3 separate regions of the Mus musculus genome follow, and regions 2 and 3 are each linked to region 1. Evidence: chromatin loops called from intact Hi-C (ENCODE). Cell type or tissue: heart. All regions are shown on one strand. Region 1 holds the start of Klhdc8b (kelch domain containing 8B). Region 2 overlaps 1700102P08Rik (RIKEN cDNA 1700102P08 gene). Region 3 overlaps Usp4 (ubiquitin specific peptidase 4 (proto-oncogene)).

The links. Hi-C counts contacts between places; a loop is a spot of excess contacts. Peaks named below come from ENCODE experiments on the same cell type or tissue, not always from the same donor. Only the 100,000 strongest peaks of a DNase experiment are listed, where the experiment ranks them.
Region 2: it touches region 1 in a loop (2.2-fold over the local background); 11 of 42 quality-filtered maps call a loop at or near these places.
Region 3: it touches region 1 in a loop (2.2-fold over the local background); 7 of 42 quality-filtered maps call a loop at or near these places.

What each region holds. Positions count from the first base shown.
Region 1 is chr9:108,447,884-108,455,883 of GRCm38, forward strand. Klhdc8b (kelch domain containing 8B) reads right to left here and starts at 4,918. Exons shown (of 6, transcript NM_001359428.1): 1 at 4,434-4,918; 2 at 2,993-3,508; 3 at 1,738-1,902; 4 at 1,184-1,408; 5 at 943-1,044; 6 at 1-602. The coding sequence starts at 3,368. The coding sequence ends at 406. It also overlaps a transcript of Ccdc71 not described here. In heart, a CTCF peak has its summit at 4,935 (motif pointing left); DNase peaks (open chromatin) are centred at 2,158, 3,368, 4,698, 4,748 and 1 weaker place; H3K4me3 peaks cover 4,389 bases; H3K27ac peaks cover 5,597 bases.
Region 2 is chr9:108,394,092-108,402,091 of GRCm38, forward strand. 1700102P08Rik (RIKEN cDNA 1700102P08 gene) reads left to right here. Exons shown (of 4, transcript NM_053216.2): 3 at 1,203-1,294; 4 at 3,102-3,679. The coding sequence ends at 3,367. Among named protein-coding and RNA genes, the nearest start is that of 1700102P08Rik, 5.3 kb to the left of the region's middle. In heart, no CTCF peak of the experiment used is centred here; DNase peaks (open chromatin) are centred at 7,210 and 7,670.
Region 3 is chr9:108,378,513-108,386,512 of GRCm38, forward strand. It overlaps Usp4 (ubiquitin specific peptidase 4 (proto-oncogene)), which reads left to right. Exons shown (of 22, transcript NM_011678.2): 14 at 1-115; 15 at 753-841; 16 at 2,816-3,040; 17 at 5,573-5,643; 18 at 5,885-6,003; 19 at 6,295-6,444. Among named protein-coding and RNA genes, the nearest start is that of 1700102P08Rik, 10 kb to the right of the region's middle. In heart, a CTCF peak has its summit at 4,762 (motif pointing right); no DNase peak of the experiment used is centred here.

The sequences.
Region 1 (8,000 bases):
TACTCCTGGGGTCCCCAGGAACCCCTCCAGGAAGGCTGGAAGCTCAGACTTTTCCAGACTGGCCACTGGAGAAGGCCTGGTCAGCTCTTAGGGCCTAAGCTGTAGACCGTGAGGCCAATGCTCTGCTCTTCACGTGTCAGAGTTGACAGAGGGCCTAGTAACTTCTAGGGCATAGGTGGAGCTAGCTATGGTTCGTGAGTGGATGGTGATAAAAATAGGTGTGAGCATGTGTGTCCTATGCTAAAGACAAAGGCTCCCCAACCCAAGCTCCTGAGGCGGTAACTCAGGTGCCCTCTCCTGTGCCTCCCTCATCCCACAGAGCCATGGGGAGCACCCTCAGCATCAAAAAGGAGCCCGATCTGCTTCTATAGTGAGCTGCCCTGGTAGATGGGTCTCACCAGGTCTTCAGACTCCATCCCGTAGACACAGTGCTTCCACCGCTTGACTTGGGCCCTGAGCCACACCCCCAATAACAAACAGTCGTGGCCCAGCCTGGAGGCTGGAGCAGGAGCATCGGGCCGTAGGCATGGCAGGCAGCACCTCCCAGCGTCTCCGTGCAAGACTGAAGCTCTCCACGGAGGCCAAAGGGCATGGCTGGTTCCCTGGAAGAGGCACATAGATGATGGTAAGGGGCTGAAGACCCCTTTGTTCCCTTTCTTGGATAATGGCCTAGTAAGCACTCCTCCCTCATGACCTAGGAGTGTTCTGTGTCTCACTGCCCAAGTTCATTCGTTCATGCTTTGTCTATTTGGTCACACTCCATCATCTGTTCTGCTCCTGTGTCTTAGGGCCCCGAGTCGGGCACGGCAGACACCGCGAGAGCTAAGTCAGGTGAATCACATGTTCCCTGATTTATAGATAGGCAAGGATCTCCCAAAGCTCTGCCACTGTTGCCTAGAGAAGGTGGTCCTGCTCAGAGACACTCCTTCCATGGACACTCACCAAGGCCCCCAATAGCCACAATGTTGCCCCCAAGGGAGCCAACCACAAAGTCAGCCCTCTTATCCCTCATCCGCAGGCTACGAGGCAGCTTAGTCCAGGAGCCTGAAAAAGAGAAGATGTAAGGTGTATGCACACAGACATATGCAGATGCAAGGGTGCACACGCACGCACGCACGCACGCACGCACGCACGCACGCACTCCCTTCTGTCCCATGGAGACAGTAAAACAGACACTGCTCACCATGCTCCAGGTCAAACATCTCCACAGTGTTGACAAAGTGCGGCCGGGAGTAGAAATTGTGGGGCCCAGGCTGCTGCAGGCCACCCAGGCTAAAGACACTGCCTTCGGCCATAGCACAGCCAGCAAAAGCTCTGCGACTGGGCAGGCTTGGGTGTCGGGTCCATGTACGGGTCTCCAGATCAAAAGCTTCAAAAGCAGTCACTGGGAGCTTGCCCTGGCGGCCTCCTGTCAAAGGAATTGAAGCACCTGGGACAGAGCCCAAAGGGCTTGGTGGTGTCCTCTCCAGGTTGCTGAACTGTCCTCCCCAGGCCCCGACATCCAGCTGCGTACATACCTGCTCATGGAGTAACCATGAGACCACGTAAACCCTCAGCACTGAATGTGATTTTCCAACCCCAGTTGGGCCACCAAGGAGGCTTCAGAAGAGACCTGGATTAGCCCCCACCCACCCACCAAAGCATCTCAAATCCTAACTTCTCAGATGAAGACTGATCCCTAATCTAGGCAACCTCCTGGACTCTTTTCCCCCCTTTCCCACATCCCTCAGCCCTTACCCAAGACATAGATCTTGTTCCCGTGCAGGAAGGTGGAGGCCCCATAGCAGGGTGTGGGCATGGAGGGTAGCGAAAGCCAGCAGTCCCGGCGGGGCTCATATACCAGTACCTGGGCCTGGGGGGCCGTGTCAGGACCCATTCCCCCCAGAGCATACACCATACCATCTGCACAGAAGAGAGTAGTTCAGACTATACAACCATGTCTAGCTGGTGGACCCCACCCTGACAGCTCCCTCGGTCAGACCCAGGGGTGGAAGGAAACCCTTGTGTTTATCAAAAACTTTGTTGCCTGTCTGAAGTTGGAGCTAGGAGAACTGGGATTCCAGCTTTGGCCTAGGCCCCTCTAAGTGAAGAGCAGGAGGCAGCTGATCTAATTATAATCCAGCCCGGTCTCCCTGGAGACGCTATGGCAACCAAATCTGGCATCTTAGCAGGCTAGCCTGGGACTGGTGGTCAGACCCGGAGGCCACCAGGTGTGTGTGTGTGTGTGTGTGTGTGTGTGTGTGTGTGTGTAGGGGGCAGGTCCCCTAAGGGGGTAGGGGTAGCGTAAGACAGTGGTAGAGGCTACAAGAGGATTTGTTCAGCATGAAGCTCAGTCTGGGAAGGGAACTTAGGGCATCAACTTGGTGAAGGCTTGGGGCTGGGAGATGAGCTGGACCTGTGGGATAGAGGCGCTGGCCACAGCTTTCAGCCTCTGGCACCCTGTCAGCACCTCTACACCGTGCTGCTTCGATAGAGCTGTTAGGTGCTCAGAGTCAGCTAGGGGCACATCCACAGGCCGTTGGGTGATATTGCCTGGCAGCTGGGGGCTTCCATGGCAACCATCTCCAGGTCGGCTTGGCCTTTGTCCACATCAGGATCCCTGGTGTGTGCTAGGGGTAGTGGGGGGGGGGGCACTAAGCACTTAAGCACTTGCTGGGCTCAGAGCCAAGGCCTTGCTCCCCTCCCCCTCCATACTATTTATAACTATGAGAGAGTCATTAGGCCACACCCCCCACTGCCTCTTAGTTACAAAGAACAGGACAGGGTAGTGGCTGGGGTCTCCCATTTTTCTGGGGGACCTTCTGGGCTCTGACCCCCCACCTCACAGCCCAGAAAAGGCAATTAACAGTAAACTGCGGCAAGCCTAGGTAAGAGAAAGGAGGCAAAGCCATGTCCAAGGCGGCACTTATCCAGCCTCTGTGATAATGGACTCTCCGGCAAGAGAAAAAAAAAGGAAGCTTGGGGCAACTGAGGGATGTTCTAAGCCACTCACCTCTCTCCACAGTCGCAACACCCATGGCCGCTTGAGGGAGGGTAGCCCGGCGCTCCCAGCGGCCTTCGTCAGCCAAGAAGGCCTCCACAGCAGCTACTGGGCTTTGGACTTCGTCCACGCCGCCTACCACTAGCACCTGCTTACCCAGAACCACAGCAGCGGCACCAGCCCGGGCAGTGGGCAGGGGTGCTAGTGCTAGCCATGTGTGTGAGCCCATGTCCAGAGTCTCAGCAGTATCCAGAGGTAACCCAGCCCGGCCACAGCCCCCCAACACCAGCAGGTGTCCGTCCTGGTGTGCCACTGTACCATATACCCGGCAAGTCGGCATTGGGGGGAACACCTGCCAAGCAAAGGCCCGACCACCTCCTGCAGCCATGGTACTCGCTCACTGCCCGTGGTAGGCCATAGTATCTGCTCAGGCTGTGGGCCTCACTGGGGGGACATGATAAGGCCTCATCTTGATTCTGTCAGGGCTGGATGGGTGTGTCTGCCCAGTCCAAGGGATCTTGCCTTGACCTGGAGGGGAGGCAGAAAACAAAGGGTCAGGGCCACTGTCAAGAAACAGATGAACAACATGTAGCTGAAGGCAGGCCAGGCCCAAAACCACTCGTGCAGAAAGACCCACACCTTTGACTAACACTCTACTGGTGAAGGTCCTTCTATAGTGGGAAGAATAGATTCCAGGTACCCAGAAGGCGTTCTCGGTTCTTGTGGGAACATGAGGGATTCTTCCCTCCCCAACCTTAAGAACTAGCAAATAGTAACTTGATCAATTTAGAGTGGAAGGGAAGATAGAGCCCAAATCTCCATCCTAGCGTGCTTCCTGTCCCAACAAGTCTTATCTCAGTGCTCCAAGAGAGTTCTGCATCCTCTACACACTGGCATCTAGTGTGCCTTCAACAACCTGGGTCCAGCCATCAGGGTCCCTCATCCTGTAGTCCTTACAAGAAGGATCTTCTACAAGGTATAACCATTTATATCAGCAAAAGGCCAGTCTCATATGCGAGACCCAAAGGGGCTAGACTCCAGGATTCCACACTCCCTTTGAAGTCCATCCTTTATGGGTGTGGCGATGCCAGCAGATTCCCTGCTGAGGAGGTTTTAAAAGGCTGGTGTAGAGAATCTCTTGAGCACAGGATTAGAAGGTCCCTGAGTCCAGGGCTTTTCCTGTAGGAATAAACGGCTGGATTCCTGACACCCCCCACCCAAGAGCACATTCCTTAGCCTCCCCTTTTGCTGTGTGTGTATCTCTCTGTGTCTATGTCTCTATGTGTATGCTGGGGGTCTCCACTCTCAGTCCCGGGATTTAACAGGGACGGCCTCCTGGCCCCAAACTTCCAACTCAAAGGAGAGTGGGGGGCGGGTCTGGCTAGTGGGTTTAATTAAGGTTCTATCCTTCATGCCCCAAACTTCCCCTGCGCGAGGTTCCCGCGGGACTCACCTGCTGGATCTCAAATGTCGCCAGGGCACGGGGTCCGCTGTTCCGCCTCCGCCTCCGCTGGCTCCGGCTAGGGCTGAAGCTGGGCTCTGGTGGGGCTCCCGCACCGCTCCGGCGTGGGGCGGGGCTGGACCGGGTCCGCCCCTCGCTCCCCCCTCCCCAGATTCGGGGAAACCTCCTCCCGCCTTAACTCTGCACATGCCACGGCAGGAGTAGGGCGCACCGACCCACGGTCACCCAAAATGAACAGACAGGCATATGGACATCCGGCCGGCCAGGATTTAGGGCTCTACCTGGGGCGATGATAGAAATGAGGCAGCGGCGAGCAACACAACACCGGTATGGTGGGATCGGAGGCGGGTGTCGTTGTGAGTCGGATCCACTCTGGGTACAATCAGCCAGGGGCTAGCCAGTGGAACCTGGGGCCTTTAGGGGTCGGAGTCCGCCCATCACAACTGAGCTTGGAGGTGCCAAACCACAAGCTTCCCAGCGGCGCCCCCTAGAGGCCACTAGGGCTGTAGCCTGGGCCTCTGGTTGGGGAGCCCAGCCGAGCTGTCCTAACCATGACACAAAGCAGGACACAGAAAAGATCCCTTAGTGTATATGGAGACTAGCAGCTTGTAGGGTGGAGGGGCAGACTGTACTAGCCTTGGGGCCTATCTAGACCTTCTTTATAGAAAAGTAGGTTATTTTTGCTTCGATCCGAGCAGTGGATGTGCACAATCAGCCAGATGCCAGGAGTCTCTCTGCCTAATGCTACTCTGGGGCTACTACTCAGAGGTTGGGTGACTGTTCATCTTCAGGGTACAGAGCTCATCTCTAGCCAACTCCGTGGTCATGTGATAGCAAACTGGTGTGACAAAGACTCCCCTGGAGTGAGAATTCTGAAATTTTGATTTCTTTTAACATCAGAGAAATCGTATAGGAATATGTTTTTGTTTTAATGCCAGGTGTGGAGATACGGGGCTGCTTCCCAGCAGCTGACTACGATTTGCCTGTGTTCTAGCAAAAGCAGGGTTTTGCCAGCTGCACATAGTTTCTGTGATTGTGTTATGTTTGGAATTCTGGGTACTTCTCAGAGGATATAAGTTTGAGAGCCCTGGGGGGTGGATGGGTGGTTGTTGGCCATCAGTGGGGAGGGGACTAGTTGCAGTTTGTTAGTTGTCAAAAGAAATTAGATTCAAGGACCTCTATTTATCTCTCCCCTCTATCCTTCTTTCTCTCCTATCTAGTGATAGGGGTTGAAACTGGGGGATGAAGGGTGGGAAAAAAACCCACAAAGTAGCAAAGACCAGCTGCATCCACCTACCTCTGATTCACACTTTGGCTCAGCCTATCTTGTGAGCATTCTGATCAGCCGAAGCTTCCAGTTGGAAAGCTTGTGTGAACAGCTCCTGCACTTGTCTGTGTCTGCTCATTGATTCCGACCCTTTTGTGTACAGTGTTTAGCTTAATTTTCCCAACGCAGATCTTGAGGCAGTGACACAAGTGTGTGTGGTTAGTGTAGGAGGTGAAGCCAGGAAGCACCCGCAGAGAAGTAGCAAGAAGACCAAGGAAAGCAGCCAATAAAGGAGGTACCATCAGTTACCACCGTGGGTAACTGCAACCTGGGGATTCTGGGAGGTGACTAGAAACATGGGTCTTATATTGTTACTGCTCCCAAGAACAAGGGGACCTAAGAAACCCACCTTCACATCCCCAGGGATCATACAGTACTAATGCCTTTGCATGCCCAAAATTCTGACTGTCCAAAATGTGGATGAACCCTTCTTTATGACTAAATAGAGCCTATAGCTCTCTCAGTGGTTGTCAGTTTGAAGTGAAGGGCATGTCTAGAAATGATGGCGCAAAGACTGGCCTCAAACTGCACAGACTCTAAAGGGCCCTTCTCTACCACTCAGTGCCAAGTCTCCCATCCTCAGGCTGCTCCTCACTTGGGGCTCTGGTATGTACCCCATGTTCTCGTGTCCTCATGTTCCCCACTGTCCCTGTTCTAAGCCCCCTCTGCTTGCTTTCCTACTGTTTACCACTTACAAGCATCTGCTTTTTAATGTCTCCCAGTCTAAGTCAAGGCTATCTCTTTCTGCTCCCTCTGAATTCTGAAGCCATCTGTCCCCAGATGCCACTGCCTTGTTATCTGCCACCTCGTCTCTTGCTACTTCTTCCTCCAAATTGTTTTTGAAGCAATTGCAATTCTTGTTTGTTTCTAGACAGGGTTCTCTGTGCAGCAGTCCTGACAGCCCTGGAACTCGCCTTGTAGACCAGACTAGCCTGTAACACAGAGCGATCTGTTATCTGCCTCTTCCTCAACCCCAGTGCTGGGATGAAAGGCCCCAGTGAACTTTTTTTTTTCTTTTTTGAGTCAGATCTCCTGTAGCTCAGGCTAATCCCAAACTTGCTACATAGCCAAGGATGACTGAATTTCTGATTCTCTTATTCCCTCCTCCCAAGTGCTGGGGTTACCTTGCCCAGTTTTTACCTGTGATGAGGAGCGAACGCAGGGTCTCTTGCACGCTAAACAAGGACTCTATCAACTGAGCTCCATCTCTAGGCATCAAAGCTGCTTTTGAAAAGTCACCATGTGTATTAGTCCACACTCTGCAGGGGAACAAAACCAACAGAATGAACACAAACCACAGGGGCTTTAGACGACAGAAAGACAGTTTGCAGGATGGGAGCACTGGTTGCTCTTTCAGAGGACCTGGGTGTGGTTCCCAGCACCCACATGGCTGAACTACAGTTCTGGGATCGGAAACCCTTTCCTCACCTCTGCAGGCACCAGGCATGCACATGCACACACGTACACATACGGGCAAACAGTATGTGTTCACATAAATCTTTAAAAATTTAAAGGATAGGGGGCTGGAGAGATGGCTCAATGGTTAAGAGCACCGACTGCTCTTCCAAAGGTCCTGAGTTCAAATCCCAGCAACCACATGGTGGCTCACTACCATCCGTAATGAGATCTGACGCCCTCTTCTGGTGCATCTGAAGACAACTACAGTGTACTTAGATATAATAATAAATAAATCTTTTTTAAAAAATTTAAGGATAAAAAGGAATTTAATAGACTGACTTACATCATACAGTCTGAGCGCTACAATTGTGGCTCTCTTCATGCTCACCACAGGCTGAGAATCCATTGGTGACTCGGTCCTGGAGTCTGGTGCCTCAGGAGTCACAATCTGGCATTGAAGGGTTCCTAGAGAAACCACTAGTCTCCCATCCATACCGAAATACCGAAGAAGCTGGGTTCTGATATCTGTGAAGGAATGAAGTGGCAGTGGTGGCAGTGGAGGCAGTGGTGGCAGTGGAGGCAGTGGTGGCAGTGGAGGCAGTGGTGGCAGTGGAGGCAGTGGGGGCAGTGGAGGCAGTGGGGGCAGTGGAGGCAGTGGGAGCAGTGGGAGCAATGTGCTGTTTTGGCTCTGCTTCCCCACCATTCACTGCATGATTGGCTCAAGATAGCAACCAGTGAACCTTCGAGGGGAAGCTGGGTGAGAGTAGCCAGATGGGAAGAGACCTCAGGCAGTGGTGGCAGTGGTGAGCTTGACAAGAAGACTCTTGGGTGCG
Region 2 (8,000 bases), 54 kb before region 1:
ATTTTCCCTAAGTTTTTTTAATGTTTGTCTTTTGTACATGTAGATGTTTTGCCTGCAGAGGCCAGAAGGCTGTGGCATCACATCCCCTGGAACTAGAGTTACTGACAGTTGTTAGGTACCAGGTGGGATCCTCAGATCTGGAAGAGCAGCCAGTGCTGCCCTCTCAACCACTGAGCCAGCCATACTCCAGCTGCCAATTTTTTCTCATTTTAAAAATTCTATGTGTGTGTGTATAGCCACAGCATGCTTACAAAAGTCAAAGGGAACCTTTCAGGAGTGGACTCTGCCCTGTGGGTTCAGGGAGCCAACTCGGGTTGTCATACTCGCAAAGACCCAAGTGTAAGAAATGTAGGCGTGAACTGTCAGCCCTGCAGAAACCTGGTTTAAACACAAAAAATAATGTGCAGCGTTGTAATAACATGTTCAGAGACCGGGCATTGGCTTTTACCGTCCTTTCCCACACCTAAGTCTATGGCTAGGCCCTGCTTCCTGGATTTACCTTGTTTTTGTTTCACCCATCTTAAAAACCTTTTGGCAGCTGGGTGGTGATGGCACACACCTTTAATCCCGGCCCTTGGGAGGCAGAAGAGGTAGACCTGAGATTGACTGAGGCCAGCCTGGTTTATAGTTCAGGACAGCCAGGGCTACACAGAGAAAACTTGTCCCTGGGGGCTGGGGGGTGCTTTTGGACTGTCTCCTTTAGGCCTATTAAGTAAACAAACTGCCTGATCCCAGGCATCCTGACCTAGATCAGGGATGATTGCATGAGATGGGACATAAATGTCTGGTCATCTTGCCTATCCCAAAATCAAGAAATTGAGAAGCCATTTAACTGCAAATATATGTATTGGTTTCATAAAGATGAATGCAGCCTGTAATGGGAATGGGTCATTACGGCTCTTAGTTTCTTCACGGATTTAGTTTCCAGTTTCTGATATTGTCATAGCATAAATGGTGGTCACCAGTACATTTTCGTCTTGGCTGGGCAAGATGGCTAATGTCTTGAATCCCAAGCCCTCAGGATACAGAAGCAGGTTTACACAGTAAGTTCAAGGCCAGCCAGGACTGTATAGTGAGGACCTTGTCTCAAAAACAATAAATCGGTTGTGTTTTGGATTTTCTGAAGTTTTTTAATATTTTCTTGAAAGAATATCTAATTCCCCATCTTCTCCCCTCAACCCCGCCCCCAATCTGGACCGCAGGAAGGATATGGAGAGAGATTTAAAAGCTGACCCAAATGTACTGCTCAGCAGTTCTAGCCAAGAGGTCACAAAGGATCTGCTAGACATGATTGGTAAGTAGAGAGCCCAGACCACATGTTCTGACCTTCAACACGCCAGGAGTCCACACATCTGCTGTTTGCTCACAGCAGACAATGAAAAAAATCAAATACCATTCCTTTCTTCAAAGAACTGATAACCTAATGAGGTCACACAGCAGTAATATCATTACAGTTTCTAATAATGATCTGGGGGTCCCTGGGGAGCAGATAGCAGCTTCTAGGCCTTAGTCCTTGAGTGTAGAGCTGCAAAAAAAAAAAAAAAAAAAAAAAAAAAAAAAAGGGATATAGGCCTAAGGGGGAAGAGACAGCAGATAGTCTACTGTTCTACTGTAGTGGAAGAAGTCTTCCTTGTAGCTGGGGAGAATGGCACCCGCCTATCCTTCCAGTACTCAGAAGGCAGAAGCAGACAGATCTATAGGAATTTTAAGGCCAGCCTAGTCTACAAATTGAGTTTCAGGCCAGCCAAGGCCACAGACTGTTGCAAAAACCAAAATTTCACATCTCCCTTAGAAGTAGCTAGTTAGCATAGTACTATATGTCCTATTTTTTCATATTTTAATTTTATTTTTAATTATGTCTATGTGTGTCTTAAGTGTGGGTATATGCATGTGAGTGTGGGCACTCTTAGAGGCCAGAGCTATTGCATCCTTCTGGGGCTAGAATCCCAGGTGGTCGTGAGCCACCAGACATGGGTGCTAGGGACCAAACGTAGGTCCTTTGCAGATCAGTAAGGGCTGCTAGCTGATGAGGCTTCTCTCAAGCCCCAGTTTTCTTTTTATTAATCTTATGTGTATGAGTATTTTGCCTGCATGTATGTATGTATAGCATGTGCATTCCTGTGCCCATAGAGGCCAAAAGAGGGTGATGGGAGTCCCTGGAAGTGGAATTTCAGAGTTGTAAGCCATGTGGGTGCTGGGAACTGAACCCATGTCTTCTGCAAGAACAGCAAGTCCTCTTTACAGCTGAGTCATCTATCTCTCCATGGCCACCCCCCACTTTTTTGGTTATTGTTTAGTTTTGAGACTCCCTAGGGCCATGCCAAGCTTTCCTTTTTCAAACAGGATCTGGCTGGGTAGGCCAGGCTAGTCTCAAACTGAAATTTTTCCTACTGATTCCTCTGTATATTGGGATTATCACTGTGCACTACCACACCCAGCAGCTGGACACTCATCCTACAAACGTCCTGTGTCTGTATGTTCTGTGTCTGTGTGCTGTTTCTAAATGACTTGTGTTGCACAGTGGACCAGCAGCTCCTGATGGAGGGATACATACCCTCAGGCATTGCCAGAAACTACTGACCTGGAAAAATCTACAGGTTAGAAAGGGCCCAGTGGGAGGCCCCAGAACCTTTATAACTTTGGAGGACTGACTGTCTCTGGCCGTTGCTTCTACCTGTCATTTCCTTAGACCTCGCCAGCACCAGTCCACATTTGGATTACCTGAAGGACCCTGTTTTTCATACCATATTGTCACTCTCCATAGGTCATGGAGTTTCATTAAATCAAGCCTATGTTGTGTGTTTAATTCATACCGATGATTGGGGTCAGATGAATTCTGGGGTAAAGGGAAGGTATCAGGCCCACCTTATATTGGTGCTCGCTTGTCTGTGCTGGGACAGGAATTCTGCAGTTGGCAGTGCTCTTCTATTTATGTGTGTCTATGGGCTTGCTAGCTTGTGGTAGCTATCAGGTATCAGGCTAGACAGGTTCTTTCATGAGTACATCAGTTTTGTGGTTTTTATCTTATGCCTGGACTGTCCTCAGGAACTTCTAAGTAGAGCTGTAAAGCCGTATGTCCTTTTTGTCCTTGTTGTTTTAAGACCATACAAGTATCCGAACTATTGAAGAATTGGCTGGAAAACTAGAATTTGAAAATGAATTGAACCGTGTGTGTGGACACTGCCAAGATTCACCCTTCAAGGAGGAAGCCTGGGCCCTGCTTGTGGATGAGAGTCCTCAGAAGGCTCTGGATGCTGACCCTGGTAGCCTCAAGCAGGCTTTGGATGATCAGAATATAGTTGAGACTGTTCTGGACTTGGAAGAAGACTACAACTTGATGACTTCTTTTAAATACCAAATAGAGTGAGGAGAGTGGATGTCAGCAGCCACAGTGGTTACCAGAACAAGTCTTCACGAGGGGTTGGCAGAGCCCAAATTGCCACACCTTGTTTAATTTCTGCTGAATCCCATTTTGAGCTGAGAGCCCAGGTTTTAGTTCTGTTATTTTGAAATGTTTGAAAAGTTTTTTTTGGACTTGACATTTTTTTTAAAGTGTATTCTTGGTTAGTGTTGAATATATACAGTCCCCAGGATAGGTTATAGGTTGTGCCTCTGCTCTTTGTCCTTGTATTCTTTTATATGAATCCCTGGAAAAATAAAAATCCAGGAACCATAAAAAGGGTGGGTTTATTACCTGGGGCTAGCCCATCACAGGTAAGCTCCTCTCAGAAGAGCCAGGCTCAGGCAGAAGTTTGACTTGGGCCCTCTCCTGCCTGTGTACTCTATTCTCCTCACACAGTGCACACACTGCACACAGGGACCCAGTCCCATGTTTTCCTCAAGTCCCTAGCCCTACCCTACACAGAGCAATGCCTCTGTCCAGGTCTGCTGCAATCAGTTTCTGGTAGGATCCCAGGCTGCCTTCTTTAGGATATCCCATGAGGCCCCTTACCTAATCAATCCTCCACAGCTATGTGGACCCTGCTGAGGGCAGGCAGGGGAAGGTAAGCAAAGGTTTACCTGTCCACCTTCACACCTGACCACTTCAGCCCACCATGAGTAGTTTTATAGCACTTAGCTGAGCCAAGACGGTGTGGAGAACCAGGCCATTGCCCCAAGGTTAGCATAGAAAAAAAAAATGGTGATGGGTGAGCTGACTCAGAGTATATCACTCAGTTATTGTTCACAGCTAGTTTGGTCTCAGGATTTGGCTCAGTTGGTACTTGACTGGTGTGTGATGGAGCATTCATGCCATCACCTGGCAATCTCTCAGCACATTTATCCACTTGGTCAAATGGACCTCCCTGATGATTGCTAACTGGTTTCCAACCAGGGATGTTCATTGGCATTGCCTGCCTGAGGCAAGAGAAAAGGCCAAGTCTAACCAGTGGCTCTTGTGGGCTAGCTGCCATTTAGTCCCTGCAGGGGGTAGCATATTCAGAAAATACTCCCAGCCTGTGTAGTGAGAGGTGGTACTGTGACTGCTCACTGCATCCTAGGCCATCTCTGCTCAGGCTGCTCTAGATGGAGAGGTGCCGGCCTATGTGAGATTCGTGTTCACACGCCAGTGCCTTGCTCAAGTGGATGTGGACTTTGTTTTGCTTTTGTTTTTTGAGAGGCTGTATATATCCCTAGGTGTCCTAGAACTCCCTATGTAGACCTGGCAGGCTTTGAACTCACAAAGATCTGCCTCTGCCTGCCAAAGGTGTGTACCAGCAGATGTGGAGATAGAGCTTAGTTCCTGCCCTTCTTACCCCATCATTACCCTTAAGAATGAATTAGGTTTGATTACCCTTACTCCAAAGACTAAAGGAAGAGCATAAACTTAAGAGTGGAAAAACATGCAGTCCCAACAAATCCTGCGACTTCTCCCGTGATGTCACATTGATGTCACATAGATGTCACCAACAAGAAGACCGGTGTGGTGGTGCACACTGGTAATCATAGAACTTGGAAGGCTTAGGCAGGAGAATAGCATGTCAGAAAAGTTTATGTAGTGAGACTCTTCCAAAAATACAGAGGGCCGGCCTGAGAGGTAGGTTTGCTGTCAGAGCAGTTGTGAGTACTTGCCGCTTTTCTAGAGGGACCCAGTCTGTATCTCAACACCCAGGATGGAAGGCTCATGACTGTTACACCTCCAAGTTCAGGGGCTCCAGAGGCCTCTTTAGGTCTCCTCTAGCACTCGTATTCATGTAACACACTAGCACAGATACACATAAAAATGGAAATCTTTCACTGGGTGGTGGTGGTATACGCCTTTAATCCCAGCAGTCAGAGGCAGGCAGATCTCTTGAGTTCAATACCAGCCTGGTCTACAGAGTGAGTTCAGGACAGGAACAGCCAGGGCTGTTACACAAAGGGACCCAACCCAGTCTTATCGGGTCTGGAGAGAACAGATGACAAAAACCAAATTTCAAAAAAACAAAAAAAAGATTAAATCTTAAAAGATGTAGGTGTGGTGGCTAAATGCCTGTAATTCCAGCACTTAGGAAATTAAGCAGGAGGCTAAGGAGGCCAAGATCATCCTGACTACTGATAGTACCGTGCTTCTCAGCCTGTGGCTCTCCATTCCCGTGGAGCTGAGCGACCCTTTTACAAGTTCACATATTGGATATTTCAGATATTTACATTTCAATTTATAACAAAATTGCAGTTATGAAGTAGTAATAGAAATAGTTTTATGGTTGGAGTCAGCACAACACGAGGAACTGTATTAAAGGGTCACAGAAGGTTGGGAACCACAGTTAGTGTACAAGGCAAAGCTGAGAAAGAACACCTCAGATCTGCGATATGCTTACAAACCCACAGTCCTCAGTCTATAACCATGAGGCAAGGTTAGACAGACCCACACAAGAGGACATTCTAGAGGTCAGAACTCCAGGATTTTCCAAGGTCATGAAAAAATGTTTCAAAACCCCTGACCTCCCGGCACTAAGAAGACACAATGGCTAAGCACTGGAGCTAAAATGGTAAAGGATGTCTATCAGTAGCAACGAGTGGAAGCTACCTGAAGGTTGAGGCTAATGTCTGGAGAGCTTCCCGGTTTTGACAGATACACCAGTTATATGCCAACACTGGAAAAGCCAGGGAGAATACACTCATGCTCACTATATTTGAGGTTTTCTATAAATCTAAAGTTATTCCTAAACTTAACATTTAAAAAATGCAATTAAGGAGCTGGAGGGATGGCTCAGAGGTTAAGAGCACTGACTACTCTTCCAGAGGACCTGAGTTCAATTCCCAGCAACCACATGGTGGCTCATGACCATCTGTAATAGGATCCAATGCCCTCTTCTGGTGAGTCTGAAGACATGACAGTGTATTCAATACATAAAAAATAAATCTTTTTAAAAATGCAATCAACTCCCACCTATTACAAAAAATATTTTCTATTTTTATCTACAGTAGATATGTATCATTTCAGTATAAAGAAATCATGTGTGTCTGCTGATCAATCCCAGAATCCAGACCAGGATAGCACTTCTCATTGAGTTTCACCCTGTCCTAATCCCCATCTCCATCCATCAGCCCTGGATAATGTCACCAATTGTCACAGTTTGTGAGAACTGAAGGGATGGTTTCCAGCCACACAGGACTCCTATAGGACCCCTGACCTGAGGGCTCTGGATCCTCAGGCTGGATGTCACAGGTCTCACAAAGCCAAGTCCTAGTTGGGGTCACAGGTCAAGGTCTAGTCTCCATCAGGGCTTTGAAGGATGAGGACGGAACCCTAACCATGCAACACTCTGAAGTGATTTTGCTTATGGTGGAGTTACTGGCCCTTGGGAATGTGGGCCCAACGCAAGAAGACAGACGAGGAAGGTGAATCCAGGCTCCCCCTGGCCAGAAAGGTAGGTTTCCCTTTAGAAAAGGCGTTATATGAAGATTAGATTGAGGAAATAAGGAATTCATGTTAAATATCATCCAAATGGTTATTTTTCATCCCTGTGGAAACATGGCAGACCCAGGTTACTCAAGTGGGCTTAGGACGACCTCCTCCTCACCCATTTACATCCCCTGGCTCACTAATGTGCCCCTAAGGCCCTTCTTGTCTTTGTCATCTGCTCAGTGGCCAGGAAGAGGAATGGTTTCCAGGAATTTGCTGAAGAGGATAGAGAAGCCTAGAACACAGCATTTAGTAGAACTAAAGAGTCCAAAGCAGTCACGCTGTGTGGCAGGTGACCCTGGTCATGCCTGACAAACGTGGAAATGTTTGGACGTCATTCAGCTTCCCTCCCCCACAGTTCATCTTGGCACACCAAACAATCACTGAATTGTTTCCGTGGAAACACCAGAGTGCAATTTGGATTACAAGAATCAAAATAGAAACAAGGCAAATTCAAGAATAAATAGGCGCAGTGGAACCTGCTAGCTGCAAACTGCAAATTCAAATCACAGCATAAGGCAGATGAGAGGTTGGGCCCATCCATCCTTGTGATTTTCAGGTTCCATGGCTGCAGTCCACCAATATGCTAAATCCAAAGCTTCAGACGTAGACTGAGATAATAAGGCAAGAGATAGTCTACAGATGTTTCTAGAACAAAAGATTGGATGGCTGGAGGAGGCTTAGGAAGGGCCTGTTGCCAAGAGAGAGTTAAATAGCAGTGGGAAGGAAGGTAGTCCAGGCAAGGGCAGAACAGCTGCAGTCAAGAGCTTGAAATTGGCACTGCCCTCAGGCCAACTACATGGCAGTGTTTCCCCACACTCCCGAGCATGGCTGCCACCCAGGCTACCTAGATACATTTCAAGGCCCTATAATTGAATGCCAGGGCACTTGGGTATTAGCAAGTCTCTGCTCCATCAGGCACTGAAACCTGCCTTCTCATCTCTAGCTCTCAGGATTCTAACCAGGGTGCCTCCTGCTCTCCACTACAGTAACCTCTTGTTCTACTTCCCCTAACTCCTTGGTCTTCTCTTGAACCTCAGAGAAGATTCCAGAAGAATCAAGGGAATAGGAGGAAACAGGCAGTGCAGTTGGAGAGCCTGTGTCCCTCACCTTT
Region 3 (8,000 bases), 69 kb before region 1:
GGCCGTCGAGTGCTTCCTCGGGGGCTGTGCTCTATGGACAGCCCCTTCTTGTCTCTGTCCCTAAGCATAAGCTAACCCTAGAGTCTTTGTACCAGGCTGTTTGTGATCGTATCAGGTTGGTACTGGAAATGTAATCGCATGGTTATCTGAGATGAATGGGTTTTGCACTTGTTTTTCTGTTGATACCATGTACTCAGCTTTGAGAAAAGGAACTGTGCCAGACCCTGAGAGGGGCAGAGGGGGGCAGAGGCTAACAGGACGGAGTAGCTGGCACATGTAATCTTATCAACTACCTTAGGATGGAGGGTGCTGAATGGCATTCAGCTGGAGGAGAAGAGGGCTTGCCTAGCATGCACAAACCCCTGTGTTGACTCTCCACAGCCCCGTAAACCAGGCATGGTCACAGTGCACTCCTGTAACCTTAGCACGTGAGATGTGGAGGCAGGCGAATTGGGAGCTGAAAGTTTCCCTTAAGTATATAGCAAATTAGAGGCCAGCCTGGGGACCATAAAACACTGTTGCAATCAAATCAAATAATGCACATGACATTCCCAGAAGACCTGGAACCAGCCTTTCTCGGTATCTTTATTGACTTAGTAAGTTAACCTGTGATCTCTTAGGTGGTTCTTAATTTCTTGAGCCATTACATTATGCTTATGGATATCTGAATATGTGAATTACGTACTGCTTCATAGCTGTATTGTAGAAAAAGAGTTAAATGTTAATACTAACAATCTTTTTTTTTTTTTAAGCCGCTACATAAAACAGCCTTTGCCTGATGAGTTTCTCAGCTCACCCTTAGAGCCTGGGGCCTGCAATGGCTCTAGGAGTAGCTATGAAGGTAAGCACTCCTGCTGTGGGGCTGTGGGGCTGTGATGACCTCATTGCTCCTGATTTCCCTCCTCTTGGAAGGTGTTAAACACATGGATTTATTTGAGTCTGGACTGGTAGAGTGTAGGATCTCTTAGTCACCATTAACCTTTGGATCTTGTAGAATGGTTTTGGATTCCTGCTGACACACATTGTGTTCTGTCTCAGACACACTGAGCCTGGAAGTACTGGGTAACGAGGCTAAGGTTATGAAGCAGGGCCAAGATCTGTTTGATTGTACAGTGCTGGTCATCAAGGCCTTGCATGGTCACTGCCTGCTGTGCTCCCTTCCCGAGCTCCCGGAGTCCGAGTTTCCTCCTTATCTGTTAGCATTTACTTCCCTAGCATGGACTCGTACACACCGTTCAGCATGGCTGGGGACCCTTTACTGCCCTAAAAGGACAGGTTTCCCGGCCAGCTAATCAGGAGGTTGAAGCTGGCTATCTTGGGCATTTATTTCTGACTTCCTAGGAAACAACTGAGTTTAGGTCATAGGAGAGAAGAAAGTCACAGTTGAAAAACAGTGCAGTGGGTTCATTGCAAACCCCAAGGCCTCCGTCCCTTCCTGTGGCCAGTGTGCCTGGTCTGCAGTGTGTAGGTGATCATGTGCCTTTATTCCTATAAATCCATAAGTCATCTCTGAATTCTTTGGGTTTTTAAGTTTTTTGTGTATTACTCTTGTATCCGTGTGTGCATTGTCTATGCATGGGTGTGTGTGGAGGCCGAGGGTGACGTTTTGGAAGTTAGTTCTCTCCATTTGTTTTTATGCAGGTTCTGGGGAGCAAACTCAGATCCCCACACTCATGCAGCACATGCCTTTCTCTGTTGACTTTAATGCTCCCTTTGTCTCTCTAACCCGGGCTGGGCTAGAACCCACTGTGCAGGTTACGCTCGCTTGCTTGCTCTAACCCGGGCTGGGCTAGAGCCCACTGTGCAGATTACACTCGCTTGACTTTCCTTCCCAGTCCTTCCAAGCACTGAGATTGCAAGATTTTAAATCTGACTTTAAGATTTTCTTCCTTGCAAAACTGTTCTTGGGTACTGAGTGTTCCATTTTAGTGCATCTCTCTGGGAAGCTAATGATGAAGTCAAGGGGAGAACCATGTGATGTGAGGGGCTGCTGCCAAAAGACTCACTTAAATTCTCAACCGTGGCGGCAGCGGTAGTGGTGGTAGTGGTGGTGGTGGTAGTGGTGGTAGTGGTGCACACCTTTAATCCCAGCACTGGGAGGCAGAGGCAGGTGGATCTCTTGAGTTCCAGGCCAGCCTGGTCTATGGAGTAAATTCCAAGACAGCCAGGGCTATTAAAAACAAACAAACAAACAAACAAACAAACACCTCTCTCTTGAGAAACAAAGTAAATGCATTCATTCTCTGGGTATCTGGTACCTCATCATGGAATAACATGCTTTGTCTGCCTCTTGGGGGCAGTCACTTGTTAAATCAAGTATCTAATAACTATGGAGATGTATAGGGGTGGATGCACTTCAATATATACAGCAAAGGGGCTGGAGACATGGCTCAACAGTTAAGAGCACTGACTGTTCTTCCACAGGTCCTGAGTTCAAATCCCAGCAACCACATGGTGGCTCACAACCATCCATAATGAGATCTGATGCCCTCTTCTGGGGTGTCTGAAGACAGCTACAGTGTACTTATGTATAATAAATAAATAAATAAATCTTTAAAAATATATATACAACAAAATATACTAGGAAATAATAATGCACTTTAGAGTAAATAAATATTTTATGGTTTCTTTGTGGGTTATGTTGTTTTGAGGTAGGGTCTCCTGTAATCCAGACCAGCTGCAAACTTGTCATGTGGTTGTGGCTGGCCTTGAACTCACTGTCCTTTCTCAGCCTCCTGAGTGCTTGGGTTATAGATAGATATCACCATACCTGGCTAAGTATGGGACTTCACAGATTGTTTTTCATGTGTATCAGGAGATGAAGAGGAAGAAATGGATCATCAAGAGGAAGGAAAAGAGCAGCTTTCCGAAGTGGAAGGCAGTGGTGAGGACGATCAGGGAGATGACCATAGCGAGAGCGCCCAAAAGGTGAAAGGCCAGCCGAGGCACAAGAGGCTCTTTACCTTCAGCCTCGTGAACTCCTGTGGAACTGCTGATATCAATTCACTGGCAACTGACGGGAAACTCCTCAAACTCAACTGTAAGTGCTTGCTTGCCCCTTCAGGTAGACTTGGGGCACATAAGAGCTCTTTAGGAATCGTGTTACTTCATATCCCCTACATCAGGTGGTAACTCTTTATGTAGCTCTAGGGTCAGACATTTGAGTGCCTTGGAGAACGGTTGAGGACACACATCTCTCAAAGGAGTTTTACCCTGTTCCCTTCGGTAGTAGAGTGGCAAGTTTAAGACAAGCCCCCCCCCCATTTTTGTTTTTGTTTTTGTTTTTCGAGACAGGGTTTCTCTGTGTAGCCCTGGCTGTCCTGGCACTCACTTTGTAGACCAGGCTGGCCTCGAACTCAGAAATTCGCCTGCCTCTGCCTCCCGAGTGCTGGGATTAAAGGCGTGCGCCACCACGCTCGCCCCCCCCCCCCATTTTTATGTGTTGACATTTTACCTACTTGTATGTCTGTGCACCATGTTTGTGCCTGGTATCAGTGGACACCAGAAGACAGCATTAAATCTCCTACAATGGAAATTACTGCTGTGAACCACCAAGTGGATGCTGGGACCTGAACTCTACAAGAGCAAGAAGTATTCCTCACCATCTCTAACCCCAGGAGGTTCTAACCCAGACTTCCTATGTAGCTGATGCTGGCCTTGAACTTCTGACCTTCCTGTCTCTATCTCTTGAGTCTTTAGATTTCAGGCATATGCCACTATGCCCAGCTGTCACCTTAATCCTTGATGTTCATGACCTCAGAAGCAAACAGGCTTCCATTGCTCTGCGAGAGCTTTCCTCTGGCTCAGTGATTCTTAGGGTCATGCTAGGAGCATTTCTGTAGACTTGCTTCACTCATAAGAATAGGTGCATTTGTCTCTTTGTTCCGTAAAAATACTTAATTGTATATGATGAAGCTAGAGGTAGTTGTGGATTGTAATCAGGACAGCGCTTGGGCGCTTGGGGAAAAAGCATCTCTAGGGGTGTGGACATGCATCATGTGCGATGCCTCCATGGGCAGGGCGGACGCTGCACCCTTTGTCTTCTACCTTAACTACTTATGTTAGTTTCCCCCCCTTCCCCTTCCCCTCCTCCCCCCCTTGCCCTTCCTTCCCTTCATTTTTTTTTTTTTTAATTTTTTACCTTCCCTTCATTTTAATTAAAAAAAATTTTTTTTTGTTTTGTTTTTTCGAGACAGTGTTTCTCTGTATCCCTGGCCTCAAATTCACAGAGATCCATGCCTCTGCCCTCCAAGTGCTGGGTATTAAAGGTGCCTGCCACCATTACCCAGCTTTAATTTTAAAAATTAGATTCTGGGGCTGGAGAGATGGCTCAGCGGTTAAGAGCACTGACTGCTCTTCCGAAGGTCTTGAGTTCAATTACCAGCAACCACATGGTGGCTCACAACCATCTGTAATGGGATCCAATGCCCTCTTCTGGTGTGTCTGAAGGGAACAACAGTGTACTCACATAAAGTAAATACATAAATAAATCTTTAAAAAAAAAATTAGATTCTATGTGTTTGAGTGTTTTCCTGCATATATGTATGTGTACTATGTGTGCCTGGGACCTGCAGAGGAACTAAAGCTGTAATAAATTATGAGCTCCCGCCTTGGGTGTTAGGGACTGAACCCTAGTGTTCTACAAGAGTAATAAATGATCTCTTACTACTGAGCCATCTTTCCAGCCCAACCCATACCTTTCAAAAAAATTTTATGTGAATGGGTATTTTACATGTATATATATGTGTGCACCATATGAGTGCCTGCAGAGGCCAGAAGAGGGCATCCGATCCCCCGGGACTGGAATTTCAGACAATCAAGAGCCTTTGGGTGCTGGTAATTGAACCTGGGTCTTCAGGAAGAGCAGACAGGGCACTTAGCTGTCAAGCCATCTTTCCAGCCTCCTCCAGCTTTTTAAATGTTTCATGTATTTATCAAGACTAAGGACTGACCTCAGGAACTTGCACATACAAGGCAGAGGCTCTAGCACTCACTGTAGTTCCTGGTTCCCTTTACACAGTCTTTTATCTGAGTTTTTATTGCTGCCTGTCTGTAAGCTTACTACATGCATGCCTCGTGCTCACAGAGCCCAGGAGAGGTTGTCAGATCCCCAGAAACTAGAACTACAGACTACTGTGAGCCACTGTGTGGGTGTAGGGAGCTGAGCTTGGGTACTCTATAAGAGCAGAAAATGCTCTTAATCTCTGAGCCATATCTACACTCCCATTTACATTTTTATTTTGTTGTTTTGTTTTGTTTTTCGAGACATGGTTTCTCTGTGTAGCTCTGGCTGTCCTGGAACTCACTCTGTAGACCAGGCTGGCCTCAAACTCAGAAATCCGCCTGTCAGATTCTGGGTTTTGGGGGTTATCTGTAATATTAGGGGAGACTTTGAAGCTGTGGGAGGTTGAGATTCAAAAAGGCTGCCCCAGGTTCTAGCATTGCTCTCCTCAGTGGCTGGTGGTGGGTGAGCAGGTGTGGTGCTGCTGCCTGAGTGTGGCCCTTCTCACTTGGAGAGCCTCTCCTGGTGTTGGTCATTCCATAATGAGTGACACTATGGTCCCCTCCACAGCTCGATCCACACTGGCCATTGACTGGGACAGTGAGACCCGAAGCCTTTACTTTGATGAGCAAGAATCTGAGGTATGTCATTTGGGGTTTGTGGTCAGTGCTGTGTTCTGGCTTCTGCTCTGAAAATACATTGATGTTCATCTCATTGATTGGACAACAGTTAAATTTTCCTTATGACTTGAAATGAAAAGCACCCAAGACTGCCATTCTGTGTGCAGAGACTGCAGAAAGCACGGTATATTCCAGGCAGAGCTTGAGCATCCCGTGAGCCGCCAGGAGGCTTCACAGCAGAACTCAGTGCTTCTCTCCGCAGGCCTGTGAGAAGCACCTGAGCATGTCACAGCCGCAGAAGAAGAAGAAGGCGGCAGTAGCCCTGCGAGAGTGCATCGAGCTCTTCACCACCATGGAGACCCTTGGGGAGCATGACCCCTGGTATGCAAGTCCCCGAGCTCTGAGCAGGGGACCTATGTACCCTAGGCTCTGAGGTTTGCTGGGACCACCTGTGTGCACAGAAACCTCCTCCTGTGCCTGGACAGGTCATCTTTTCTTAAGCAGTTCTGTAAATATTTGTGTGTGAGAGACGACTGTTTGCTGGACTGAGAAAAGCCACTGCTCTGATGAGAAGGCAGGGGTTTGTTCATAAGTCCTGGGGTTGAGTCCTGCCTGGAAGGTCTCCTTGTGACCTCCTGCTGCCCTGGCTAAGTAAGTCTCTTCTGTCTTTAGGTACTGTCCCACCTGTAAGAAGCACCAGCAGGCAACAAAGAAGTTTGACTTGTGGTCTTTGCCCAAGATCCTGGTGGTTCACCTCAAGCGTTTCTCCTATAACAGATACTGGCGGGATAAACTTGACACCGTGGTGGAGTTCCCAGTCAGGTGGGTGTGTGCACAGGTGCTGAGGAGGGAGGTGAGAAGATAGATGCTGGAGTTAGATTGTAGTACTTGGCTCTGGGAGGTTGACTTGTGACTTGTGGAGCAATCCTTCCTTCCCCTACTCGTGGGAAAAGTCACTACTAGAAGAGTCCTGCTGATTGTGTCACTGCTGATCTGCTTGTATCCTCACACTGGTCTGTGGCCTGTCCTGGCCGTCATTGCTGTCAGGGAACTTGGCTTCAGCCAGGACAGCACAGGCTCAGTTCTGTTTCTTATTAACAGGGCGAGGCAACCAGGTTAGCCTACCCGCGGGAGCTGATGTTCAGCTGGGTGTGGTGTCGCATGCTTGTAATTCCTTGCTCGGGCAGGAGGATCATTGATTGAGTTTAAGGCCACCTTTGTAGTTAAAATTTTGTTTACTTTTTTTGTTTGTTTGTTTTGGTTTTTTGAGACAGAGTTTCTCTGTGCAGCCTGGGCAATCCTGGAACTCACTCTGTCATTCAGTGCCAGTCTTAGCCCCCTGAGTGCTGGGATTGAAGCCTGTGCCTCAGCCTGACTGTTATTTTTTACCTTTTCTTTATTTTTGAAAATTGTATAATGGGCTGGTGAGACTAGGCAGCTCATTGAGAATCCTTGACCCCCAAGCCTGCTGACCTGGATTTGTTCCCAGACTCAGGGTAGAAGCAGAGAACCAACTCCTAAAATTTGTCCCCAGCTCTTTCTGCAGTGTGGATTTCAGTGCAGAATACAGAGGTAATGCTAACATATCCAGTTTTTTGGCCCCCAACAACAATTCCCTAATGTCAGCAGAAAGTAATTATGCACGATTGAGTCACTCCCCTTATTCCTTTGAAGAGGCAGGCAGATTTCTGAGTTCGAGGCCAGCCTGGTCCACAGAGTGAGTTCCAGGACAGCCAGGGCTACACAGAGAAACCCTGTCTCGAAACACCAAAAAAAAAAAAAAAAAAACCAAAAACCAAAAAACAAAATGATGGAATGATAGCCTAGTCAGGTTAGAGCAGGTTCTTGCTCTCCAGTCTCTGTAGGATCATCTGGGGCTAGGGACATGCAGTTAGCAGTTGGAGCAATTTGCAGCCTTTAATTGACTAGAAATCTGCTCAAGCAGATACATATTAAGGGTAGAAGCTAAAGCTAAGGAGTTTGGGGAAATTTTTTTCTTAGGTGTGCATTAGAAACTTTTAGGCCCGTGGTCCTAGTAGTTGGGAACGGGAAGTCCCAAGACCAGGGAAAGGGGGAGAGGAGAGATCCCAGGCTCAGGACCAGGCAGGTGAGGAAACAGGCTGTTGACTGAGTCCATCTGGAGTCCATTTGACCTGTGAGAGGTCGATTCAAGGCGATTCCCTGAAGCTTCCAAGAATTGTTATTATTATTATTATTATTATTATTATTATTATTATTGGTTTTTTCAAGACAGGGTTTCTCTGTGTAGCCCTGGCTGTCCTGAAGCTCACTTTGTAGACCAGGCTGGCCTCGAACTCAGAAATCTGCCTGCCTCTGCCTCCCGAGTGCTGGGATTAAAGGCGTGCGCCACCACGCCT